Regions from separate parts of the Homo sapiens genome. Here all the other regions are linked to region 1. The links are chromatin contacts, found by Hi-C or POLR2A ChIA-PET in ENCODE. All regions are on one chromosome and are shown on one strand. The core of a region is the stretch at or near the end of the contact, and the rest is flanking DNA. Distances in the headings are between cores, read along the strand shown.

Region 1 (6,736 bases), core at 2,486-4,985:
GTGAGACTCTGTCTCAACAACAACAACAACAAAAGCCAGGTGCGGTCTTTGGCATGCCCAGGCAAAAAAAGAAAAAAAAATTTTTTAAGTAATATACTTTGTTTTTTGTTTTTGAGACGGAGTCTCACTCTGTCACTGAGGCTGGAGTGCAGTGGCACCGTGTCGGCTCACTGTAACCTCCGTCTCCTGGGTTCAAGCAATTCTCCTGCCTCAGCCTCCCGAGTAGCTGGGATTACAGGAGCCCACCACCACGCCCGGCTAGTTTTTATATTTTTAGTAGAGACGGGGTTTCACCATGTTGGCCAGGCTGCTCTCGAACTCCTGACCTCAGGCGATCCACCCGCCTCAGCCTCCCAAAGTGCTGGGATTATAGGCATGAGCCACAGCGCCCAGCCAAAAAGTAATAAACTTTCATTGCAAGAAGACTACCAATACCACATACTGGTGAGGATGTAAAACAATTAGAACTCTCTCATGCATTGCTGATAAAGATATAAATTGGTTCAAACACTATAGAAAACTATTTAGCAGTATGGACAAAAGCTAAATAAAATAGAATAGCTATTCTACTCCTCAGTATTTACCTGGAAGAAATAAGTGCATATGTTCACCAAAATACTTGTACAAGAATGCTCATAGCAGTTTTATTCCTAAGAGGCCCAAACAACAAGCAAATGCCCATCAATAATGGAATGGATAAATTGTAGTATAATTATGCAATGGAATACTACACAGCAATAAAAAATACTTCTACATTCAACAACATGGATGAATCTCAAAAACATATATTGAGGCCGGGTGTGGTGGCCGACACCTGTAATCCCAGCACTTTGGGAGGCCGAGGAGGGCGGATGACTTGAGGTCAGGAGTTCGAGACCAGCCTGGCCAACATGGTGAAACCCTGTGTCTACCAAAAGTATAAAAAATTAGCTGGGAGCGTGGTGGCTCATGCCTGTAATCCCAGCACTTTAGGAGGCTGAGGTGGGCGGATCATGAGGTCAGGAGTTCAAGACCAGCCTGACCAACATGGTGAAACCCCATCTCTACTAAAAATACAAAAATTAGCCGGGCATGGTGGCGTGTGCTTGTAATCCCAGCTACTCAGGAGGCTGAGGCAGGAGAATCACTCGAACCTAGGAGGTGGAGGTTGCAGTGAGCTGAGATCACACCATTGCACTCCAGCCTGGGCGACAGAGCGAGACTCCATCTCGAAAAAAAAAAGAAAAAAAAAATTAGCTGGGCGTGATGGCACGCACCTGCAGTCCCAGCTACTTGGGAGGCTGAGGCAGGAGAACCACTTGAACCCGAGAGGCGGAGGTTGCAGTGAGCCGAGATCACACCACTGCACTCCAGCCTGGGCGACAGAGCAAGACTCCGTCTCAAAAAAAAAAATTTTGTTGAGTGACAGAAGCCAAACACAAAAGATTGCATATTGTCTGATTCCATTTATGAGAAGTTCAAGAATCAGCTCAAGTAATCAATCTATGGTGACAGAAATCAGAATAATGGTTACTTTGGGAATTTATGGCCGGTGAAGGTACATAAGGGAATCCTCAGGTCTTGGAAAGGCTCTATATCTTGTTTTGGGTGGGGATTACATGGATATATATATGTGTGTGAGTATATACATGTATATATAGACATGTATATATGTATACACGTATCTATACACGTGTATATATGTATACACACACACGTACATATGTATACACACACATACACGTACATATGTACACACACATATACACGTACATATGTATACACACATATACACGTACATATGTATACACACATATACACGTACATATGTATACACACATACACGTACATATGTATACACACACATACACGTACATATGTATACACACACATACATACACGTACATATGTATACACACATACATACACGTACATATGTATACACACATACATACACGTACATATGTATATACATGTAAAAATTTATCAAGGTATACACATACTGTGTACATGTTATGCCCCAATAAACACAGAAACAAAAAGTAATATATGCTCATCAAATATTTAAGCAATGCAGAAGTGTATACAACATAAAGAAAACCGTGATTAACATTTTTATGTATGTCTCCCTGAACTCCTCTGATCACATCCATATTTCTTTCTTCAAACTGTCGCTGATATCCATGCTATCCAAAGCCTTTGATCTATGTGTAGCACCAAACCAAGTGACATAAATGAAAAGTTTCAACCTTCATGTGACAAAGTTCAGCAGCAATACTGAGCCCCTCCTTCACATAAAGAGTAGTGGGAAATACAAACATGAGTAAGTCACAACCAGTGCTCTCAAAGAATTCACAGTCCAGGGAGAGAAACTACAGGGACTACCGGCCAAACAAAAACCCCAAGAACTGTAATATCAAGCCACGCAGTAGAGTTTCACAGGGCCATTAAAACGAGTTCAAACTATTGTACAAGGAATGACACCTTACAGTTGTATAGAGCTTGCAGCTTTCAGTTTTTTCACATACAGGCTCACAAACTTAACCCTATGAAGTAGTCATTATAAATGTCATTATAAATATTATCCTTGTTTTATAAGTAATGAAGAAGTTAAATTACTTGCCTGGACGGCTAGTGGAAGAGTTGGGACTAAAACCTAAGTATTCTGACTCCTAATACATTGGTTACTCATAAATCCGCCGCCAGCAGTACCTGCTCACTTCCAGATGGAAACAGCAAGCTGATAACAGCCTAGTCCACTGGCCAGGTTAACGACGAGGCCGGGCCATTCAATGCCCTTCCACCACGAGGCCTTACGGAGCAGTCCCGGGGAGGACTGAGGCCTCCAACTGCATTCTCACACTGCCTCTAACCCATCTACCTCTAGCTATCCTCAGACCACCAAATATCGGGAGAGGGTGGGAGGGGGAACAGCCTAGGATGACAGCAGGTGGCCTCAGTATTGGGATCCACATTCACTGGATTTACAGAGCCTCCTTCCTTCCCAGTTCTTCTCTCCATTCCCACGCTTCCACTTTGGTCTTCCAACTTTTTCCTCTTTCAGTTGTCCACCACTTCTCCAATCTGCTTTCCCTCAGCCACCCACATCCACCCCTTTTCTGGTCCCCTCTCTACCTTAAGAAGCTGCTAGAGGTTTTTCACCATTCCACTGAACTTTGTCTTTCTGTTCACATTTCCTTGTCTACTTGGACAAGAAGGCCGGAAATCTGCTTTTAGACAACACAGCCCACGGCCGCCACCGGGTGAGAGACCTGGGACCCTTCGCTGCTTTGGCGCTGGGGCACAGCTGTTCAGAGGTTCTCCACGTTGGCTGAGCGATGTCTGAGTTCCCCCGCCTTTCTAGGGAGGGAGGGATAGACATAAACTTGACTTTCAACATTGAGGACAGTTGACTACCTAGAGGAAAGGCGGTGGCCGGGAGTCACCGCCCCAACCCTCAGCTGAAGGCCATGTGGCATGGAGGGTCCGGACTCCAGCTCCTACTCTGGCACCTTCCGAAATGAAACCACCTCCGCGGCACCTCGGAGGGGCTGAGTAACCAGACCCACTGACCGTCCATCCCTGTCCCGGGAGAGAGCCTCCGGGACCTCCCGCTCGGCCAGGGCCAGAGGGTCCCCTCCCCACCCCCACCCCTCGCTCCTGGCTCCCGTGCTCCCCTCCCTTCCCTGACCGCCCTCCCAGCCCGCCGCCCCCGGCGGCTGGCGCGGGCGGTGCAGCATGCGGCAAAGCTCTTTGCATAAATTATGCTCATGACGCAGCAGCTAAAAAAATCCAAGTAGCAGAAGGAGGGAAAAAAGGGGGGGAGGGAAAAGGGGGGGGTCGTGGAAGGGGGAACGAAGAAAAATATATACCTGACCGCCCCCCCACCCGGCTTCCCCTTCCCGCTTCCCGGCCGTCCCCTCTCCGCCCGGCTTAGCCTGCGGAGCCCCCTTCGGCTCTGCCCAGCCCAGGCTGGGGGCCTGGGGGCGGCGGCGGGTCCCGACCAGCTCCCGGGCCGAGCCGAGCCCAGCCAAGCCGCACTGGCTTCTTTGTCTGCGGGCGGCGGCCGCCGTGGCCCCGGCCCCGGCCCCGGCCCCCTGGCCCGGGCTGTGAGATGAATCTCTAATCGGTGGCCGCCAGACACCCGCGGCGAAGGCGGCTCGGGCTCGGGCTCCGGTAAGTAGCGGGGTCCGGGGCGGGGAGGGGTTTGCACGGAGGGGGAGGGGGCCGGGCAGGGGAGGTTTCGGGTTTGGTTAATATGCAATGCCCGTAATTAGCATAATTTATATATTTATGATAAAGAGAAAAAAAGCCGCGGGGCCGGGGCGGCGGGATGCTGGGCCGGGGCGGCGGGGAGCTGCGGGAGCGGGACAGCGCGCGGTTGCCCAGCTGGGGCTAGACACCCGGGGGCCGCGCCCTCGCCCGCCCGCGGGCCGCTCTGGACCTGGAGCGGAGGGGGCGGCCGCCAGGTGGACCCGGTGGGGAACCCCGACCTGGCCCCTCCCCGTTTCTGCCCCTGGAGCCCTTGTGGGGTGCGGACCACAGGGGACGCTCTGTACACAGAACCAGTGGCGACCAGAAGCGGATCCTTGCCTCTCTGGAGAACACGGACGCCTGGGTTCCCGGCGGTTAGGGCCAGCTGGGGCGGCCAGGGTGACCTGTCACGGTTCTCCCGAATGAACAAACTCCGGGACGACCGGTGGGACCCGGGGGTAGGGACCCAGGCGTTGCTGGAAGGGTGGGTCAGTGATGGGAGGGCCACCTTCTAGCAGAGCATGAGCACTTCATAAATATTTAATATCGATATTATTATTAATAAATAGTCATAATAATGGGCCCGATGCAGGCTCCCTGGGCAGGCTCACCTGGCAAGGCCAAGGGAGCTCCCAGCATACCCTCTAACCTCCACTTTCGCGGCAGAATACCCCACTCAGCCCGACTGGAAGCCTAAAACCTTCACAGAATAGCCTCTGCGGCTGGGCAGGGGGAAATCAGAAGAGTTCGGGAAGCATTCCTGGGCCAAAGAAAAGAGGCTCTTTGCAGAGATTTTTAACCTCATCTGCCCTTCCCAAATTCCTTGTTCCAAAAGTAGAGGGCTGGTCTTCAATTGTTCATATACATGTGTCCCATGCCCCTTATTTAGCAATCTAAGGCAGCCACCATTGACTGGCAGAGGCCTTCTGAGGAATAATTCCATATATTCCATTTTCATTCAAGTCCTGGTCCTCAAAGTGATACTTCTGTGACCTGGTACTCCGCTTATCTGCTGTAGAACTTCATTTCTTCATTAGTTCAACAAAAATACCCACTCAGTGCCATGCTCTGAACAATTCAGACAAAACTTCTATCATGGAGTTTTTATTCTGGGGGTGGACAAGTAGATGCTAAACATTAAAACTAACAAGGTAATACCATAGAGTGATTGTGTGTCAGTGTGTGTGTATGTAGCCATTTATTCTGTTTTGTTCCTGGAAGTACTAGCTGGCAGTTAAGAAAAGTGACTCAGAAAAAATTTGCTCCTGTAAGGTTTTTCTGCATTTTGAAGGAACTTGGGATAAGCTCATATTCTTGTCCCCAAGATTTACTCACCATAAAATTATCAGAGTAATCTTTTACATTTTCTTTTTTTTGAGACAGAGTCTAGCTGATTTTTTTGTATCTTAGTAGAGATGGGGTTTCACCGTGTTGCCCAGGCTGGTCTCGAACTCCTTAGCTCAGGCAATCCAACCGTCTTGGCCTCCCAAAGTGCTGGGATTACAGGCGTGAGCCACCGTGCCTGGCCATCTTTTACATTTTTAAAATGCTTTATAATTTAAAACATTTTTATATGCATGCTTTACTTCAGTTCAAAATAATAGCAATGATAATAACAAACATATATATAGTGTTTGCTTCATGCTAGGCCCTGTTTTAAGTGCCTTCCATAAATATTATCAATTTAATCCTCACAATAACCCATGAGGTGGTTACTATAATTTGGTTCCATTTTGGATAAGGAAACGGAGGCTTATAGGGATTACCTCTAGTAGAAGCAGTACTCAAGCTGGGTCTTCTGCCTTTAAACCTGCCTTTGACCCCTCATGTCAAAATGAGGGTTCATGAGGCAGAAGAGAGAGTGGGATGCAGGAGAAACTGGCCACAGGAGGAAGGCTTGGAATGAGAAATTAGACGGGCGCTTTAGGAAGGGGCCAGTGTGGTCTGGGTTCTCCAGAACCCAATACTACACCTTGGAAATCTCTCTTTTTTTTTTTTTTTTTTTTTTGAGACAGGGTTTCACTCTGTCGCTCAGTCTGGAGTGCAGTGGCGCGATCTTGGTCTCACTGCAACCTCCACCTCCCGGGTTCAAGCAATTCTCCCACCTCGGCCTCCCAACTAGCTGGAACTATAGGCGCACACCACCATGCCTGGCTAATTTTTGTATTTTCAGTAGAGACGGGGTTTCACCATGTTGGCCAAGCTGGTCTTGAACTTCTGACCTCAAGTAATCCGCCCGCCTCGGCCTCCCAAAGTGCTAGGATTACAGACGTGAACCACCACACCCGGCCTGTACCACGTCTTTGAAATCATTTTTAAGTAGCCCCAGTACTGGAAATGGAGGCAAAACATTTGAAGTAGGGTGTGTGTTTTGAGGGAAAAGGTAGGAAATAATAAGAGGCTAAGTGATGTGGCTATGACGTGACCTCGTATCTTCAATTGTTTTCAGCCCATATTCATGAACCTAGTTATATACCAGATATTATCTTAGGCACCAGGGATA
Region 2 (6,736 bases), core at 1,727-4,226, 830 kb before region 1:
AACTCAGGGGTCAGGGGGTCGCTTGCCAGGTGGTCACGGGGTCCCGGACTCGGTGCTGGTGTCCCATATTGGGCTTGGATACAGGGCATCTCTGGAGAGAGAGGAGACCCCAGGGAGGGAAAGGAGAGTCAGTGGGACAAGCCTATAGCCTTGTCTCAAAGTATTTGGGCCCCAGAGCAGCAAGGTGGCAGGAATCCCAGCCTAAAGATGAGACAGAGGCACCGGGACCAGAGCACCCAGGAATCCTGACCCCTGGCCTGAGTACCATCTCGACCTAGGTGCCACAAAGCCCCTGGGCAGCGGCCCAGCATGAGTGGGCTCCATCAGAAGGCCAGCCACACCCTAGTCAGCCTGGGAACCCTAGGGGAGGCATACAGCCAGCATTTCTCTGCTAGAACAGGGGGAAGCTGTGTTCCTCCAGCCCCCTGCCCCTCCCCCATGGGGAAGGCATGGTGGGGGCCGGGAGAAGGGTGAGTGGGAGAGGCAGCCCAGCAAAGCCTCAGCCCAGCTCCCAGGAGCAGCTCCCTGGTTGTTTCGCCAACCAGGCACTTCCTGGGAATACTCCCAGGCCTCTGCAAAGCCCCTTTTCTCCTCCCCTCGCAGTGCCTAGGAAGAAGGACATCGTGAAAATGGAAGAGGAGCTGGAAGTGAAAGCCCACCTGCCTAAGAAGGCAGCCTAATGCAGAGGCCCTAGCCTGTCCCCCATTTCCACCCCAACCCTGCACACTGAGCAAAGGCAGCAGATCCCAAACCCACCCCAATCCTGCCATCTGGGGCTGGGAAGCCACTCTGCACTGCTCGAGATGCTCCCAGAAGCAAAGAGGAAGGGAACCTAGGCCTCCTCATCGGTAACCTGGCTCCAGACCTTTAAAGGCCATTTGCTGGGGACAGGGCAAGGGGGGAGGAAGGAGACCACAGCCCCCTGGACTCTCAGGAGAATGGACAACAGTACCTAAAAAGAATGTTCTGCTGCCCCCAGTTATCTTAATAAGAGAACTCTGAGAGTCCAGCAGAAGACTTAAGGAGAAGCCTGCTGGTGGGTGGGTGGAAGACATTCTGCCCCTGCCTGGGTCCCTCCACTAAAGCAGGGTCTGTGCCCTGAAGAATCCAGAGGCTCAGGCAAAGGGGGTTACACAGCCCCAGTCCCGAGGAGCCTGAAGAGAGCCTGAACAGAGATAGCATCATTCAGGCAGATCCTTACATTCACAGAATGGTCAAAAAATAATGCAGAGGAGGCTCCAGGACAGTCTCCCTCCCAACCTACACACCTGGGGTCTGCGTAACTCTGGCCTCACCAGTCAATGAGGGAAGCTGGAGAAGAAATCAAGCAGGAACAGAGTACCATAATCAAGGGGTGCAGTGATGGGGGCAAAGGCTGTCACCACCTCCTGGCCAAGAGCCCAGGAAGTCCTCTCTGGTCCTAGCCTTCCTTCTAACTCCACAGGCCCTGAACAGGGCACCTCCACCCCTAGCCTGACAACCAAGACAACAGAGACCCTTGTAGCTCAGGCCCCACACACCCAGTGGCACCAGTCCACAGGCATGCAGCACCCTGCGAGAGGTGAGGGTGGCCACATCTGCCTGCACTAGGACAGCCTGGCCAGGGATGGGCTGGGGGTGAAGGAGGAAAGACAGCAGTTGGGCAGAACTGGGCGCTTGTTCCTGCCTTATTCAAATCCTGTTTCTCCACCTGGACGTCCCACATCCGGATCAACCCCCATCAGTCCCTCCCCCTTCATGCAGGTTCTTAACAACACAAGATATGGACCTACATCTAGCCTCACAGGAGGGGGGAGCAGTCCCACAGGAGGAGGAAGAGGCGGGGTTGAAGGAGGCAGTGGGGAGAATCCGGCTTCAGGCAGGTCTTGGCAACAATGTGGCTTGCACCTGTTCTGCTGAACAAGCCTCAGGCTGCACCCTACCTGTAAGATCCAACAGAGACTACTGGGGGAGGGGGCATAGGGATGATCAGCATCTGGAGCTGGAATGGTTGGGAGGTATCCTCTAGGCAGCACCGCCCCAAGACTCCAACACTGGCAACTTCTATCCAGGATCCCCAAGGACAAGGGTTTCCACCTCTGTCTCTCTTTCTCTCTCTCTCTCTCTCTCTCTCACACACACACACACACACACACACACACACACACACGTGATCCAAGCCCCAGCGAAATCAATTCTCCCTGTGCTTACAGAGACCCTGCCCCGACCCCAAGAAGCCTCCTTTATTCAATACACAGCAAGCAGCCCTCCACAGGTCAGCCACCAAGCCAGTCACTTCCTTCAATGATCCGGAGGCTTCCTAACGCACCTCAGACAGAAAGTTCAGGGTGGGGAACCCCTGCCAACTCAGCCACAGCCTCTAAAGTGTTAAGAAAACAACCGGGACACTGGGAGGGAGCTGACAGGCTGGGAGGAAGGAGGGCCTTTTGGAAATCCAATCCCAGTTAGAATCGTACGGATCCCAGCAGCGCCAAAGCTCTGTGTACCTGTTCCCCCACGGTGCTGTGACCCCCATCCACACCCACCCAAGTTCAGAGCACCGTGCGCCCAGTTGGGCACCCTAGGAGACTGAACTAAGGCCAGCCGCCTGCTGGACAAGTCCCTACTCCCGGCGCCAACCCCAACCCCCTACAGCTTCCACTTTGCAGGTAGTCAACCTCCCCTACCTCCTACCCCGCACCCAGTAGTTTCCAGTCTGACCTGGGTTCTCATCCCGTTGTGCTACAGCTGCACACTACACCTACCCTCTTGCATGCCGGCCCTACAACATCCTCTCTGCCCGCGCGTACACCCATCTCCTTCATGCACCGCTCCTAAAAACAGATGCACGTTCCCCGAAGGGAACCTACCCGGCCGGCTCCCGCTGCCCCTGCCCGGACTGGCGCCCCGAGTCTCAGCCTGGTCCCTGGTCCCGCGTGCGCTCCCGAAGTTCTTCTGTGCACTCCCCCAAGTTTCGTAGCCTCCGCCACTGGGACTCCCCGGCCGAGCCCGACCCTCCTCTTAAGCGCTCCGTGACGCACGGGGAGGGGCGGGGGCGCCACTGACGCAGGCCGCCCGTCGAGCTTTGGCCATACAAGGGCGCGGGGGGCGGTGCGGTTCCGGCGGGAGGCGGCCAGGGGGAGGTGCGGCCCGGGGAGCCCGAGGGGGCGGGGCGAGGAGGGGGGGCCTGGAATGTCTGCGCGCGTGACGCACGCGGGGTTCCATTGACGCAGGGAGCGCGGATTGTTTGATCTATAAATAGGCTCCTCGCGCCCGCCGCGCCCGCTAAAAATAGCAGCTCCCAGGCCCACTAGGCTCCCCGCACCGGACTCGGGTCCCAGCTGGGGGCCCCCAGGTCCAGAATAACCAGCGGGAGGGCCAGAGCCCGAGAAGGGGCGCTGTAGAGACGCGGCCGCGGGGCTTCCCCGGATGAGGATCTCCTCACTCTCCAGTTGCTCCCGGGAGCCAACCGCGCCCGGTCCCTCCGGCTCCCTCCGAGCCTAGCCCCGCCTTTACACCTTCCCAAGCCCTTCCTGGAGCCCTAGGGTGTCGCTGCTGCCGCTGCTGGGCGGTCAGGACAGGCCGCGGGCTGAGGCGGGCAATTCGGACACACCCTGGGGAGCCTGCGCCCTCACCTCAGCCCTAGGCGCAGCTAGTGCACAGGACGCGGCTTCCCCAGCAGGGTCTCAGGCTGAGAGGCTGCCCCTGAGACGTCAGTTAGAGCCCTCGCTTAGTCCCTCCAGGCAGTCTCCCTACACAGGACCTTCCCGAGGGCAGGCGTTGGCCAGGCCCAAGCTCGGCCAACAGCTCTGGCTCCGCTCCACAAGCTGAACTTGGTTTCGCACCGTCCCCTCCCCAGCCCCTTACAGGGGGAGTGCACCCTAGTTGGGAAATTACCGAATTTCAGAACCGGGTGGAGCCTGAGAAATCTTTTCAAACTTGTGCCAACTCTTCCTCATTTTATAAACAAACAGGCTCAGAGAAATAATGGCACTTGCTGAAGGTCACACAGCCAGGTGGTGGCACACTGGGTTGGAACCCAGGGCCACAGACTGCATCTCTAGGGATCTCTCCACGCCTCTTATCAATACCCCTCCCCCTGTCCACATCAGGGAGCACCGGCCCTCCCAGCCTACCTCCAGCACCTGTGGGGAGGCAGCTCTGACCAGTTATCACCTGCCCGGTGGAGTGAGGAACAGCCCGCCAGGGCCCTGCTGGGCACAGACCAGGCTTCAGCCACCTGGAGCCTTCCCTGGTTTGGCCGTCACCCTTCCACCCTGATCTCTCCTGAGCCTGGGGAGCCCTCACGGAAAAGTAAGAGAAGAGGGAAGGGCAAAAAAACAAAAACAAGGAAAAGAGAGCCCTGCCACCCCACTGCGACCCCCATCCATTCCCCTTCTCCCATGTAAGTCAATATCCATGAGTTTCTGCTTCCATTGAGCCTGCACCCACCCACCCAGTTCTCAACTCATCTGGTCACCCCATAGGACTTTCTCTGCCCCGGAGGCTCTGCCGGCCCGATTTCCACCCTCAACCCCCATCACAGTTTTCCCACACCCTTGTCTCCAGCCCCCGCTTCTGCCCACTCAAAGGTCCCACAAGCACCTCAAATTTCATCTGTTCCAGACAGAACTTGTCATTTCTGCACCCCCTGCCTGCCACCTAATCTCTGCTCCTGGCTCCTGATGCCCCATTTGCAACTTTTCACTGTTTCCTGAAATTCTTTTTTGGAACATCTCTTGGGTCCTTTCCTCTCCCCGTTTTTGTTTTGTTTTGTTGTCTTTGAGACAAGGTCTTGTTCTGTTGCCCAGCCTAGAATGCAGTGGCATGATTATGGCTTACTGCAGCCTGGACCTCCCAGGCTCAAGCCTCTTGCCTTGGCTTCCCAAAGTGCTGGGATTATAGGCATGAGCCACTGCACTCAGCCTCTCCCGCTTTCCTACTGCCAGCCACAGCCCATGCCTCACTGGTCCCACAGACCAACTGCCTGCGCCCAGTGACCACTCCTCCTTTCCCACACCCATGAAGACCATCCATTAGCCTGCCTGTCTCCTCTTTCTAAAGCCTCACTGTCCACCACAGATGGAGCAGTCTTCATACACAGTTGACCCTTGAACAACACGTTTGAACTGTGTAGGTCCACTCATATGGGGATTTGGGGATTTTTTTTCAATCCAACATGGATCCAAAAACCCACATATACAGAGGGCCGACTTTTAGTATCTACAGGTTCCACAGGGCCAACAGTGGGACTTGAGTATTCGCAGTACAAGTTGGGGTCCTGGAGCCAACCCCCTTCATAAACCAAGGGGTGACTGTAATGCTGATGGCATTCAGTCATCTGGTCAGAACCTGCCAGAACCCTCCATCCCAGCATACAGTCTCAACGTGAATGCATCTGCAGAGAGCTCTGGGTTGCTCCAAACCATCTTCCTTCAAGGCCACTGGTTGAATGTGAAGTGTGGGCAGGATGATGCCAATTGGACCCATCCAGGATCCCTACCTCATTTCAGGCAAAGTTTTGCTTTTCTTTCTCTTAGGCTTTTCCGTAAGATTTTGCTTAGATTTTGTGGAATCCTTTTGTGGAAAATGACTCCACAGCTTAAAAAAAAAAAAGGTTTAAAACCACATATAGAATTCAAGTCCTCCCATTTTGCAGATTAGGAGTCAAGGGTTCCAAGAGGAGCTACACTTTGCTCAGGAGCACACAGCAAGTCTTGCTGGGTGGAACTGATCCCAGCTGTGTCACAGGCTGACTTCCTCACCTAGCACCCACTTTGCCCCAGGATGTCTCCCTCCACCCCAGCAGGGCCTTCCCTAGAAAATAAAACTAACTTTTTTTTTTAAGACGGAGTCTCGCTCTGTCACCCAGGCTGGAGTGCAGTGGCACTATCTCGGCTCACTGCAAGCTCCGCCTCCCGGGTTCACGCCATTCTCCTGCCTCAGCCTCCCGAGTCACTGGGACTACAGGTGCCTGCCACCACGCCAGCTAATTTTTTTGTATTTTTAGCAGAGACGGGGTTTCACTGTGTTAGCCAGGATGGTCTTGATCTCCTGACCTTGTGATCTGCCCGCCTTGGCCTCCCAAAGTGCTGGGATTACAGGCATGAGCCACTGTACCCGGCCAAAATAAAACCAATTTTAATAGGTAGCAAAAGATGATCAGCCAAGCCATTGTTCTTCCTGCCAACCAGCAAGAACAAGTGCGTTATCTGTGGCTTGACCAGTCTGTGCTCAATCTCAGCCTTGCTAGCTCTTTTTTTGTTTTTTGTTTTTGTTTTGTTTTGTTTTTGAGATGGTGCTGTCGCCCAGGCTAGAGTGAAGTGGTGCGATCTCGGCTCACTGCAAGCTCCGCCTCCCAGGTTCATGCCATTCTCCTGCCTCAGCCTCCTGAGTAGCTGGGACGACAGGTGCCTGCCACCACACCCAGCTAATTTTTTGTATTTTTAGTAGAGACGGGGTTTCACCGTGTTAACCAGGATAGTCTCGATCTCCTGACCTCGTGATCCACCCGCCTTGGCCTCCCAAAGTGCTGGGATTACAGGCGTGAGCCACCGCCCTCGGCCCAGCCTTGCTAGCTCTTTGAGAGTTGAACCAGCCTCAAGCTCAGGCACCCTCCTCTCCTCCTCACAACTTGGCATTTGTAAAAAGTGGCACAGACCATCCTGTGGGGTAGGCCCACCCATAAGCCCAAGGAAAACTGAGTGTGGTGAGGAGCTGTCCAGGTCCCTGGTCTGAATCTCAGCATCTAGCCTCC
Region 3 (6,736 bases), core at 1,533-4,032, 730 kb before region 1:
GAAATTAGATTTTTAGTCCGCTCACAAAATTTCAAAATGTTCCTATGAGAATGTCAAATATCTCTCTTGTTGCTTTTGTCTTGAGAAATGAATGTCATGTTCTCCTGCTACTAACTCAATTTTACATTTTTAAATGTGAAAATTCCAAAGCCAGGCCTTAAAACATGTACACCTATCAAACGGATGCTATTTCTAACTGAAACTCATTCTCCTTATCACTGGCCTTTTACTAAGTCCTAGTTAATTCATTAATTAATAGAAACACCTATCCCTTACTGCCCCTCACATCAAGTCCAAGTATCAGGCATCAGAGCTGTCTGGCTCTGTCACTCCTCCAGCCCACGTAGGGGAGCACTATATAGGAAATGCAGGGGAGGGGAAAAAAATCAACTTCTTGTTATCCCACAGCCTCTATTTTCCCAGAACTGACGTTTTACTTTAAGCCCTTTGCAGCAGTGGTCTCCATAGCATACACTATTGGCAACTAGACGTGTCCTGGAAAAAACTGTAGTGTCTGGCCAAGAAGTTTAAAGGCCCTGGAGAATGTTTGCTGGACACACAACCTAATTTCCAATTTACCAAAAAAAGAAACGAACTCCCTATTTTACTCACCCACCTTAACCCCCACAAACATCCATTTTAGGAAGGTTACAAAAAAATGAACTCTGCCCCATTCAGAACCACTTGGATTATCAAACATTCTTAACTAGGCTCACAACCAGAAAAACCCCACAAACACTACATCAAATCAGCAGGGAAATGACTGTTAAAAATCCTGGATATATTAGGGGCAGGATAAAAATTCCTATATGAGGATTTAAAGATTTATACATACACACATAAAATGACAAACCTAGAGGTTCAATCTCCCTTTTTTTTTTTTTTTACTACCCAGTAGAGAACATTATGTTACACATTCCAAAAACATGGCCCTTAATAAGGCCCGACGAACATCCTTATTCATGCAAATCATTATCTCACCACAAATGTCAAGCTCTGTTCATACACCTTCACCATGTTTCTCAAACCCCACAGCACAGATACCTAAGCCACAGAGCAGTGAGGCCGAAGAACACACACGAGGTGCTTAGGAGAAGCATTAGCCCGTGAACAAAGACCCCGCTGCACAGGCTCCACCACTGGGAACAAATATCAAAGCCGGAGATAATGAACTTGTTTTTGAGATTCCAAAGTGGCATGGTGTCTTTTCTTGACTGTCTGGTTTATTAAAGACGACTGAACCCACCTGAGAATCATTATTTTTAGTGTAAGAGAAGAGAGCCACAGAACACACTTTATCTCCCATTGCTGGAAGGTTAGGGGCTGCTGAGAAGTCAAAGCATCAGGCTTTGTACGTCAGGAGCGAATACAATCCTGATCATCTCTCCCAGATCCATCTGTGGGTCAATAATCGCTTCAATATAACTGCCAAATATAACCTTCATCTGCTACCCCAAGGCCAAAACACATTCGCCAAGACTCTCTTAAATGAAATATTTTAGGGTTTCATCTGCTCTTCTCAGCCCCCAAAGCCTCAAAAACAACACAGCCAGCGAAGTGTCCCGCAAAAAGGTACCCGCTTCTACAGAGAGGAGAGTGGGGGGGTGGTATAAGGCGAGCCGCAGACTGTGGGGATTGGGAGGTAAGGGGTGTGTGAGGGTGGGCGGGCTGGGAAGAGGCATCGTGTAGGAAGGTAAATAAGTACTGACCAAGGGCCGGGAATACAGTCCAGTGGTGGGATCTTTAAATAATCTTGGGGGTTTGGAGACAGGTTCCAGGATTTCACCTGAAAGGCATCCACAAAGTGATTAACTGAATGGGCCCCCCGGGGTAGGGTGGGGGAGGCGAGGAGGAAAGCAAATACACCTAGATTCACATCAACCCTTGGGGAACTCGGTTCCATAGGGTTAGGGATTCCAAAGCCAGGCTCCAAAAAGGTTTAGGGGCCTGTTCGTCCCACTTCCTCCAAATAGCCTCCACGGGGCATGAGTGCCGGAGGGCGGAGGGGGGATTGCCCCACTGAACTCAAGGGATTGAGTGAAGGGGAAATGTGACTCCCTTTCCCAGAACATTAGGGAGGCAGTGGAGGGAGGGGAAGAAACACGCCAAGTGCAGGACCTGAAGGAAAGGTTAGAGACCCCTTCCCCTACAGTCTGAGGTGCGCGGACTCTCAACATCAGGTTCCCTCGGAGAGGCTAAGACCCCACCGCCCGAACCCCACAGTCTTGGCGGGAGAAAGACGCCCCCCAGGAGCACCTGGAGGGAGGGAAGAAAGCCCCCCGCCCCTGGACACGGTGAAGGGCAGAAACCACGGACCTCCAAATCTTGGAGCTGGAGGCTCAGACTCCCCTCTCTGGAACACGAGGGCGCTGGGAGCGCGACCCCTGAGAACTGCCCGAATCCAGTTCCGCCTGGAACAGGGCTCGGGTCCCCAGGGGCCCGGCGTGAGCTCCGTCGCCGCCGGGCGGCTGCGCCTCGGAGATCGGGGAAGCTGACTGGGGGTCACCCCGACTCCTCTGCGCCCCCCACCCGGCCATATTGTGCTCGTGGGGAGGGGGCGCGCTGTAGTCCAGCGGCCGCGGCTCGAGGCCTCGCCCTTGCCGGGCCCTCTCCATCCCGGCCCCCGCCCCCCGTCCCAGGACTCACCCTGGACCCCCCGGGGCCCGGACCCGCCGCTGCCGGCGAGCAGGAGGACAACAAGGGGGAAGAAGGAGGAGGCTCCGGCCGACTCCGCCATAGTAACCACCGCCGCCGCCGCCGCCGCCGCAGCCCAGCAGCGCCCAGCGCGCGCGCGCGCGCCCCCGGCGCCTCCCCTCCTCCCGCGGCCCGGCTCCCGCCTCCCTCTCCTCCGCCCGGCGCCTGCACGTGCGCTCCCGGCGGAGCCGGCGCCGCGGCCGCCGCGCGCGCCCCCGAAGGGCGGGGCCGGGGCGCGCGCGGGCGCCCGCCTTAAAGGGGAGTGTCCCTGTTAAAGGGGTGGGCGGGGCTCACGCCTCGGCCAACTTCGCGGATCGGTGCCGAGCCCGGCGCGGAGGAGGCCGGAGCCGAACGTGCAGTCTCCTCCCTCTCCTGCACCCCACGCAGTGCAGAATTATCTTATCAGAGTCGATCCCCCGCCCCCGTCGAATATTCTACGAATCCCGTGCGTGTTCCAGTTCCTCCATCCCTGCGCCTAGCCTCAAGCCCCCAGCGCGTCCCCTGGGATCATCGCCGCGGTCTCCTAACTGGTTTCCCTGCCTCGCCTCGCCCCCTGCCATCCTCTGGACGCGGCAGCCTGTGTGATGGAATCGCGGCACGCGCCTTTTCAGAACATAGCAAAGCTCTTTATTGATGACAGTATGGGTGAGGGTGCCGTGTGAGGCACTCTGATTGGGCTGGTAGGTAGAACCCTTTTGGTAAACAATTGGCATTATGCATCAAATGCCTTAAAATCTTCATATCCATTTACCCAGTATTGTCCCCTGTCCTCAAGAAATAATAAGAGGACAGATGTTTATGAAAAATGTTAACTGTATATTTATCATTGTAAAAAAGGTAGAAACTAAGTAGACAATAATAGAAAATGTTAAATTATGGCCCATCCATATGATGGAACATTATTTAGTAATTTAAAATCCTGTTTACAAAAACTATTGACATGAGAAAATGCTTACAAGATAATGTTAAATTAAAAAAGCAAAATGCAACACTGTTTACAGTATTATTCAAATTGTACTGATAATATGTGTTTATAGGAAAAAAAGACTGGAAGGATATTTACCCAATAGTAACAGTAGTTATTGCCATAATTTTTTTACTTTTAACATTTCAATAATTTCTAAATATTTTTCAAATAAATGTTACTTTCAAATCTAGAAGAAATGCTTAAGAAAGTAAACAAATCACTCCGTATCTTTCTGAAAAGAGGTCAGTTTCTTTAGCTTGAGAAAGAACTTGATATAAAGGAAAGGGCAGAATTTTTGCAGCCAGAGAATTCTGGATCTGAATTCTGCTTCCTACTAACTAGCTGTGAAAACTTGGGCAAGGTTTGAACCTCTCTAAGCACAGCTTCACCATCTGAGATCTAGGGGTGGAAAGGATGGCCAAGAGATAGGGAGAACAGTTGCTTAAATGGAATTCTCACCTTCTAAGTTTCACCAACCTGAAGAACTCCCATCGTCATATCCGGAAAAAATAAAGCTGAAGACACACTCGCCAGACACAGTGTACACACAATCACATAAAGTCATGGGGAGGCATTGTCTACAAGTTGGTCAGTGTAGCTGGATGAGTAAATAACTTATTCTCCTCTCCCTCATCTCCCCCAAATAGGCACACCCCACCCAGTCCGTCTAAGTGGTTTCCAATCCATGCTCTATCCACCAAGCTGTGGTGCACACAGTGCTAGGTTACTGTGTTAGTTTCCTACTACCAAACTGGGTAGCTTAAAATACAAATGTATTCTCTCACTGTTCTGGAGGCTAGAAATCTGAAACCATGGTGTTGGCAGGGCCATGTGCTCTCTGAAGGCTCTAGGGAAGAATCCTTCCTTGCCTCTTCTAGCTTCTGGTGGTTCCCAGGATCCTTGGTGTTGTTTGGTTTGCGGAAGCATAACCCCATGTCTTCACATGGTTATCTTCCCTCTGCATCTACATCTCTGTCCACATTCCTCTCTTCTTATAAGGATACCAGTCATTGGATTAGGGCCCACCCTAATCCAGTATGAGTGCAAATGATCTTAATTGGTTACATCTGCTGCTAAGATCCTCGTTCCAAGTAAGATTACATTCGCAGGTTCCTGGTAGACACGAATTTTGGGTGGACACTATTCAACCCAGTACAGTCACCAACCCCTGCAGTTAAGAAGGGAAAGCCAACCCCTCAGGAGCACATATCTGAAGCCAGGGGGGAGGGAGGTATCTTTCCTTATTTCTTGCTAAGTGCTGCCACTGTGGCTTCGAGGCCAGGGGTCCCAGAGGGGACCTGTGGTTGCTTCACTCCTAGACAGTAAAGTCAGCCACACAGCTAAATATACAGATCAGGGAACCAGAATGCTGGCTCCACAGACCAAATGCCACCTCCGTCAGCTCCATCAGCTCACTTGACAGCATTGAACTTTGGGCAAGATACTTTACCTCCCTAAACCTCAATTTACTCATCTTGTAAAATGGAGCTAATAATAGTTCTATGTCATACAGATATTGTTAGTATTGATAAAATATGGTAAAGCATTTAGCATAATCTCTGACACATAGGAAGTGATCTAAAAAGAATAGCTATTATCATCATTATGAGTTGACCTTCACTACAATCCTAGGAAGTGGTTGAGGCATGTCAGAGTGTGCCCCGATGAAGTGACTGAGACTTAGAGAAGGTAAGCGATTTGCCAAGGCTCACATACAATCCATCATTAAAGCCACAGCCTACTGGTCCTGTGCTTTCTTCAACACCATAGCATCTCCTGCTTTTCTAGGTACTGGTCTTCAGGACCCAGCTGAAGGTGGAAAATGAGGTGGAGCAGGGGAGGGGTTAATCATATGCCTCACACCCCATTTGTGAGAGTTTGGGGCATCTCCAAACTAGAGCTTTCCTAGGTGATGTGTCTACCTTCCTTTTAGGTCCCGCGCTACATAGAGACTGCCTAATCCCTACCTGTGCCCTTCGCTCCTTCCCACAGCCTGGCCCAAGGATGCTTCCTGCTAGTTCTCCTCACCATCCCTGAAGGCCCCGGTAAGTGTCCATTTTCGTAAGCCTTCTTTTTTTTCTTTTTCTTTTTCTTTTTTTTTCTTTTTTGAGACGGTGTCTCGCTCTGTCTCCCAGGCTGGAGTACAGTGGCATGATCTCGGCTCACTGCAACCTCCGCCTCCTGGGTTCAAGCGATTCTTCTGCCTCAGCCTCCCAAGTAGCTGGGACTACAGGCATGCGCCACCATGCCTGGCTAATTTTTGTATTTTTAGTAGAGACAGGGTTTCACCACATTGGTCAGGCTGGTCTCGAACTCCTGATCTCGTAATCTGCCTGCCTCGGCCTCCCAAAGTGTTGGGATTACAGGCGTGAGCCACCGTGCCTGGCCTTGTAAACCGTCTTAATCTTAGGGCTGGACCCACATCACAGTCTATGAACTTCTTTTCCCCTCTGCCCTGTCTCTTTGTCAGGAGAGTCCCCAGAGCTAGCAGGAGCCACTTCTCCAGGAAAAAGTCTTACTCCTTAGTCCCACTGACTAGAGTGACAACTCAGTGTGACAATTGCCACATTGGTCGCAACGCACAGAGACACCACTACCTAGGGGATCATTTGCCTTGGTGAGCAGCAGGGTCATTCATCCCAAGAAGGCAATAGTTCATCTTCACTCATCCATTCCACAAGCACTAAGCACCTACAGTACACCAGGCACAACATATAGACATGGATAAGTCATAGTCCTCGCCTTCATGGAACTTAAAATCTAATACAGAAAAGCATGAGAAAAAGAGCAACAACGGGTTATCTCTGCGAGGACACAAGCCTGTAAAGAGCCAATGAGGGCCACTCAGGGGACATGAATGATTCAGCTGTGAGGGGACAGGCTGAGGAGTTGAGAAAGTTTTCACGAAGAGACAGGCTACGCTGATTCTTGGAAGATCAGAGAGTCCCCCCAGATAGGCCTGTGTCAGGAGGGCAGGAGATGGCAGGAGACTGTTCTGCCTGGCATTTAGGAGAACCGTGAGCAGCCTAGCGGTACACCCAGAAGATGCAGGCTGAAGATGATGGACAGTGGAAA
Region 4 (6,736 bases), core at 1,224-3,723, 600 kb after region 1:
AGACCTGGAAGAAGCTGAGCTGCAGTGAGAATGCGAGGACTACAATGCTAGGCCTACAGTATCTTTAAAATGCTCCCCCTCCCCGTTTTCTGACTACAAGACCCTGTGCTCAAAAGTCACCCCTCTGTGATGCCTTCCACTACTTCCTCCTAGTGCGCCTACAAATCTGCATACATATCTGTGATAGCACTTAGCACCCACTGGTATTTTAATTATGTGTTTACACCCCATGTCTCCCTACTAGACTGTGCACTTGAGGGCAGGGATTGTGTCTTGTTTATCACTGTAGCCCACCCACAGCCTGGCACAATAGACGCTTGTTGAACAAGTGACTGAATGAATTAATAAAATGGAGGCAGTGAGAGAATAATAAATCAAACAGACATGTGTACTTGGTGGAAAACTAGAAATGGGAGAAAAAGAGTTCTTTAGCAAGAGCTGAAAGGCTCAGGGAATGGAATTTAGTGGACCAGAAGTTTACCGAAACTTGACAGCTAGATCTTAAAGGTGAACAAAAAAGCAATGCTTGGACTGCCTGAAGAGAGGAATAATATATAAATCACAAGGCACTAAAAGCTAAGAACTCCAAGCCAGATATAGATACATCCCTTAGCTAGAGGGCAAGACCAGACAGAAAGAAATCAGTGAGAATCTGTTATTTCACATTTCTGTGGTTGCCACCACTTATAGTCTGTGCTCTTAAATCATCCTCACCACCTGTACTTACACAGATTTTGCTGCACTAAAGCAATGTTTTTCAACCTTGTCCAATTTTTAAGATTCTCCCAAGGAACTTGCAAAAATACGAATTCCCAGACCCCTCCCATGGAGACTCTGATGCACTAAGTCTGGATTAAGATCCAGAAATCTCTACTTCTAACAAGCATCTTCCAATGAGTCCTAAAGCCAGGCAAGTTTGGAAATTGCTGCAGTGAGGAATCCTGTCTGGTGTATGCTGGATGGTTCTGCAGACTGAATGTGAGGAGGGAACTGATTGGGAGGAGGGGGAAGAATGCTGGCTGGGCTATCCAGCCACAAGGGAGAGCACAGAACCTCTGGAGCTCAGACACTGAGTCACACCACAGGCTTTCTTACTCAGAACAGACTTTTTGCCATCTGGCATATAGAACAAAAAGGAGAATCATAATGATACCTATATAAAATTTGCATTAAAATGGCATATAAGGTAAACCTGTTGTTCAAGTTTTTTTGAGAAATAAATACAGGGAGGATTAGCCTTCCCCTCCCACTAGAGTAACGTCTTTTGTCCAGGTGCCTGCAGCGCTTGGCAGGAGTGGAGGCAGGCATAGAGCCTTGTATGAAGACACTGACCTAAACCAACAAGAGAATGGTCGTGGCGAGTCTGCGACCCACACGCTGTGAGACTGTCCAGCTGCATCAGAATTACCACAGTCTTCAGCAGCCAGCAGCAGACATACAGAAAGACACATGTGTGAGGCTGAGTATAAAGGACTTATGTTTCCAACTTCTTTCCTCACCACCTGGGATCAATGAAAACAGCTTGGCACAAGTGGCCCACAAATCATCTTCAAGTTGATTGAGAGAGGGCTGTGAGGAGGCGTGCGTGAGCCTGCCAGCCACCCAAGCCTCCTAAAAGCCACAAGGTGGTAGGGAGAACAGTCGCATAAGTAGTGAGCAGTTAGTGTGTATTTACACCAGTCAGGTGGGTGACACTGCTGTGGTGAAGAGCTCAAGGGTCTGAGCTAGACAGAACCACATCTGAGGCAAAAGGACTCTAGACAAGTTTTATTTCTTGATAAATCTGTTTCTTTCTTTTTCTAAGACAGGGTCTCACTCTGTCACCCAGGCCGGAGTGCAGTGGCATGATCATGGCTCACTTGTGGGCTCAAGTGACCCTCCTGCCTCAGCCTCCTGAGTATCTGGGACCAGATGGGTGTGCTATCACACCCAGCTAATTTTTAAAAAGTTTTTTTTATAGAGACAAGGGTCTCACTATTGCCCAGGCTGGTCTCAAACTCCTGGGCTCAAGCAATCCTCCTGCCTTGGCCTCCCAAAGTGTTGGGATTACAGGTGTGAACCAATGCGCTCAGCAGAGCCTCAGTTTCTACATCTGTGAAATGGGGAACAGTCTCTCCCTTGCAAAGTTTTCATTGTGATTTAAAATATAGGGTCTGGGCTATGGAAAATAACATCAACAAACATTACTAAAAGCCTACCCTACTGGCCAAGTGGGGACAATTATGTCGCAGAGAAGAGGCACAGGCAAACAAACATGACTAACACTCTATAATTAAGCGCCATGGGAGACACGTACACAAATGCAGCACCTTCTGGAACCCAGAAGGAAGCATCACGATCTTGGCCTGAGTAGGGAAAGGAATGCTTCACGGAGCAGACGACATTTGGTTTGGGTCTGGCTTTTCATTCTCTTATCAGAAAGGTGATATAAATTCCTAACGATACAGTCACTTAGTGGTTTGCTAGTTGTACTCTGCTGCTGACTGGCTCTGTATGGGCATGGCCATGTTTGGTAGTTGTTCAGGATTCCTATCTCCCAAGAAATGTGGCAATGCTAAGTAACTTTCATTTATGACCTTGTGCAGTACCTTGAGCAATTAGGGGCTAAATAAACACAACATCTGAAAAATTCTGGAGGGTCATCAAGTCATATGTATAACTTTTTCTATCGGGAGCAGTCTTAATGGACAGAGAGCAAGGGTTACAGCTGCAGCCATAAACTTTCTGCCCCAGTGGAAATAAAAGAGCATATGCCATGCAACCCTGCTTTAAAGTCACAGCTATGCAGTCAGGGGTGGTGATAGAGGGTGGGGGGACTTTGGGAAGGAAAGAAAAGCATTTTTGAGCACTGAATGGATGATATGCAGGTCATTAAACAAAGACAAATAAAATAGTATCTTTGCCTTCAAGGAGTTCCCAGTCTAAACAAATATTACAATAAAAGTACAAGTGCTACACTCAAGATTATTTGCAAAGTCCCATGGGAGCAAGGAGAGAATGGTAATGAAAATTATAATACTCGATAAGAACATATAAGTAAAATAACACTTATCAAGGGCCTCCTATGTATCAGTCTCTGTTCCAAGAGCCTCACAACAGCCCTATCAGGTGATATTATCATCATTTTTCTCAATTTATAGGTGAGGACAGTGAGGCACAGAAGTTTAAGCAATTTGCCTACAGTCACACCTAGTAAGTGCTGTGATCAGGATTTGAATCCAGGCAGAAATGGCTCCAGAGCCCCTGCTCTTAAACACCACCATATATTCATTTTTACAGAGACGCTCCAAATTCTACTTCAGAAAGATTGAGAAAACATCACAAAAGTTGCTCTTGGGTTAGGTCTTGAAGGATGATCGTCAGGAGAGAGAGACACTGAGGGTGAATGCACAGTTTATCAAACCCAGAGTTTGGAAAAGAGTGGCATGCTTGGAACAACAGACACAGAAGCTGTAATTTCAATCACCGATGAACAGAGATGGCCCTGCTGCTACTCCTGCAGCCTAACCTGAGGTAGGACTTGGCCGTTTGTGCCTCACCACGAAATCCTCAGACACTTGACGTTGAGGGTTGATAGTCACCTCATGGACCCATCAATTTACTTCACTCTTCAAAAAATGGCACTATATAACACCACCACCAATCTAACATTCTTTTAAATTTTTTATTCTTTAACTTTTCAAAACATTCTGACATCAATTCATTTGATTTGGCTGAAAACCTTCTTCAATAAACGGAAAAAGCATTACCTTCATGAGAACAAGAAACTGAGATGTGAAAAGTTAAATGTCTTGCCTAAGCTAGACTAGAATCTCTGGCCTTTTTCTTGCTGTTCTTTGTCCATTGTTATTTGTAGGTGGCCCCTAAATCAGATGCAATTTAAAAAAATTAAACCTGTTGTCCATAAACAAACAACATAAGCAATTACTATGAATCACTTCAAAATACAGATGACTTTCGAAAATGTATTAACAATTCTGCTCCTCAACAGGACCCTGGCTGAACTGTCTCTTTTAATCTCCTTCATCTTTTATTTTTTTGAGATGGAGTCTCTCTCTGTTGCCCAGGTTGGAGTATAGTGGTGCAATCTTGGCTCACTGCAACCTCCACCTCTGGGGTTCAAGTGCTTCTCCTGCCTCAGCCTTCCAAGTAGCTGGAACTATGGGCAAATGCCACCACTGCCGGGTAATTTTTGTATTTTTAGTAAAGACAGGGTTTCACCATGTTGGCCAGGCTGGTCTCCAACTCCTGACCTCAAGTGATCCACCTGCCTTGGCCTCCCAAAGTGCTGGGAATATAGGCATGAGCCACTGCCCCTGACCCCTTTCATCTTTTAAACCAGACAGCCAACTGTGGAAACTGTGTCCAACTGGTGTTTTAAAAATAGCAAAAAAGGCCGGGTGCGGTGGCTCACGCCTGTAATCCCAGCACTTTGGGAGGCCTAGGCAGGTGGATCATGAGGTCAGGAAATTGAGACCATCCTGGCTAACACGGTGAAACCCCATCTCTACTAAAAATACAAAAAATTAGCCAGGTGTAGTAGCGGGCGCCTGTAGTCCCAGCTACTCGGGAGACTGAGGCAGGAGAATGGCATGAACCCGGGAGGTGGAACTTGCAGTGAGCCGAGATCGCGCCACTGCACTCCAGCCTAGGTGACAGAGCGAGACTCCGTCTCAAAAAAAAAAAAAAGCAAAAAGATCATTATACATCATTACTAAATATTCATTTACATAGAATATGGCCAACATCTTCAAATCTATACCTGAACCTAATCATCCTATTCTATCCTTTAAATGTAAATTTTAGACCAGGAAGGTGGTTCATGTTGGCTATGGCTGGAGATGGGGAGTAAGACTAGGGTTATCACTACTCATACATGAGGGATACAAGTAGACAAATAAAGAGAAAGAGATAAAAATATAGCTGAGAATGTGAATGAGAGCAATCTTAAAGCAAAGCTGAAAAAGGCAGAGGATGTGAATACTATCCAGGAGAAGCTGGCTAGAAGACAAAAATTTCATTATTATATTTTATCATGTTCTCTTCATAATGATAATTCCATCCAATGCAATATATATAGCAGCTGCCCATCTTCAAATATCCTCCTTCCAGAGGTGATCTAGAAAGGCTCACAAACATACAAAATGAAGCTCACAGTCATACAAAACAAGGACCTTAACAATTAAACCAGCTCCTGGCCTCTGTCTTCCCCTATTTCTCTTGCTGTTTCTTACTGAAAGTGTCCAACAGGACTCCAAAGAATTTACAACCTTGAATTATTTTAAAAACTCTCTGTAGTTTCTTTCTACACAGAGGTAGAATTGATCCTATGATGAAAAGAGTAAAAAGACATAACATTTTCATAGTTTAGCCAGAAATAAAGCTCTGTTAAACTACTACAATCTGTTGAAAGAAGATGAGAATTTTTATTGTATCTAATTTTTTTGGAATAAAATAAGTGGTTCTAAAAGTCTTCAACCGGCAGTCTATAAAAGCTATAGTTTTAACTCAACTTTGCTAATCTTACAAACGGTTTTTCAAGGAAATTAACTCTAGGACATTCAAATTTCCATTCTCAGTAGAGATCCTCTCACCTCATTTAGGACAATGACTAGACAATTTCCATGTCAAGAACTAGAGAATAAGCACAGACTGCTTTCTCCTCAAACACAAACCATAGAATTGCTTTGGCTGCACAGCCCTGTTTTCTAGGTCAAACATATGTGACTTCTTACAAATGGTATTTCACCTAAGGCACCAAGCAAGTTCAAACAAAAAGCAACAAAGTAAAACACTGAGAAAATGATCTGTAAGTCTCATCATCAGGCGCTGGTTAAATTAATCCATCTAATGCAAAAGGTATGTTTATTTGTCCACTTAGAAAAACCATGCCTGCAAAGAAGAAGTTTGCTCTACAAATGACCTGAGGTGTCAAAGGGACAGGAGGAATCCAGGGGATGGTTCAGTCAATAGAAAGAGCACGGGTTCTAGCATGAAACAGATCTGGGTTCGAACGCTGAGTTTGCTGTTTTACTTGCTTCTTGACAAGTTACTTAACAACTCTGTGCCTTAGTTTCCTAATAGGTAAAACTGGAATAACTCCTACCTTGAGTGTTTATGATGAGTCTTCAATGAGAGAATAAATGCAAAAGTCCCTGGCACACAGCACATACTCAACTTGTTTTAGTTGACAACTCCCCAGCCCCAACCCCACCCTTAAGTCCTAAGAATAACTATCTTTAAAAGGATTATCTAGAAAATTCTGGGTTGGTAAATTCTCTTTTAAAAAAATAAGATACAACGCATCAAGTATCACTAAAGTTGCTCCACAGTGCTAGACTCAGATCATGGTACTAGACTCAGCACTAAGAGCCAACAAAGTTAGTGCCTTTGGATGCTAAGGGCCTAAAAGAAGGAAAACTGATGTCTCAAAGAGGAGTATACAAATATCTAAACCAGAAATGAGCAGAGATCAGTTAAAATGCATATATGTAAATGTATGTAAATAAACCATGCTATTATGCACAAAACAGTGCTACGTGCATCTAATTATGAATGTTGCCAAACTTCTAGAAAAAAAAAGAAATGGCGGGGGAGGGGGTGCGGAAAAGTAATTTTCATTATTGCTTCTTCTTTCCCCCTTTATCTTGGTAATTTTTCTCTGAAGATTAGAAAACTGTTTCTAGTGTTAACAGCTAGTTATCTTCCAACTATTCTGCTTTTATTCTTGCATCAA

The links. Hi-C counts contacts between places; a loop is a spot of excess contacts on that map. ChIA-PET counts read pairs that join two places held with the same protein, here RNA polymerase II (POLR2A). Pooled maps may share reads with other maps.
Region 2: a pooled map shows a loop between it and region 1 (5-fold over the local background). The contact joins the promoter of NR4A1 here to the promoter of POU6F1 in region 1. A Hi-C loop is called at or near these places in 1 of 50 pooled maps. POLR2A ChIA-PET finds 5 or more read pairs at or near these places in 3 of 52 experiments (Caco-2, GM12878 and WTC11).
Region 3: a loop to region 1 is called in a pooled map, with 5 times the contacts of the local background. The contact joins the promoter of ACVR1B here to the promoter of POU6F1 in region 1. A Hi-C loop is called at or near these places in 5 of 50 pooled maps. POLR2A ChIA-PET finds 5 or more read pairs at or near these places in 2 of 52 experiments (HEK293 and WTC11).
Region 4: POLR2A ChIA-PET joins it to region 1 with 10 read pairs in WTC11. The contact joins the enhancer-like site here to the promoter of POU6F1 in region 1. POLR2A ChIA-PET finds 5 or more read pairs at or near these places in 3 of 52 experiments (OCI-LY7, WTC11 and activated CD4-positive, alpha-beta T cell).

The regions. Positions count from the first base shown.
Region 1 is chr12:51,215,061-51,221,796 of GRCh38, reverse strand. POU6F1 (POU class 6 homeobox 1) reads left to right here and starts at 3,735. Exons shown (of 11, transcript NM_001330422.2): 1 at 3,735-4,155. RefSeq lists silencers at 1,275-1,454, 3,562-3,711, 3,912-4,071, 4,302-4,561 and an enhancer at 3,352-3,411.
Region 2 is chr12:52,047,682-52,054,417 of GRCh38, reverse strand. NR4A1 (nuclear receptor subfamily 4 group A member 1) reads right to left here and starts at 2,976. Exons shown (of 7, transcript NM_173157.3): 1 at 2,850-2,976; 2 at 1-91. The coding sequence starts at 89. LOC107984510 (a long non-coding RNA gene) reads left to right here and starts at 3,264. Exons shown (of 2, transcript XR_001749148.3): 1 at 3,264-4,384; 2 at 5,209-5,813. RefSeq lists enhancers at 1,312-1,431, 2,283-2,840 and a silencer at 2,932-3,341.
Region 3 is chr12:51,947,745-51,954,480 of GRCh38, reverse strand. It overlaps ACVR1B (activin A receptor type 1B), which reads right to left and starts at 2,782. Exons shown (of 9, transcript NM_004302.5): 1 at 2,647-2,782. The coding sequence starts at 2,737. RefSeq lists silencers at 2,788-2,837, 2,868-2,927 and an enhancer at 2,385-3,004.
Region 4 is chr12:50,615,113-50,621,848 of GRCh38, reverse strand. All of the region lies in intron 1 of DIP2B (disco interacting protein 2 homolog B), which reads right to left. Among named protein-coding and RNA genes, the nearest start is that of DIP2B, 110 kb to the right of the region's middle. RefSeq lists an enhancer at 1,046-1,235. Within about 2 kb of position 2,473, at least 10 of the 41 ENCODE cell types and tissues checked have a DNase peak (open chromatin) inside an H3K27ac peak, as active enhancers do.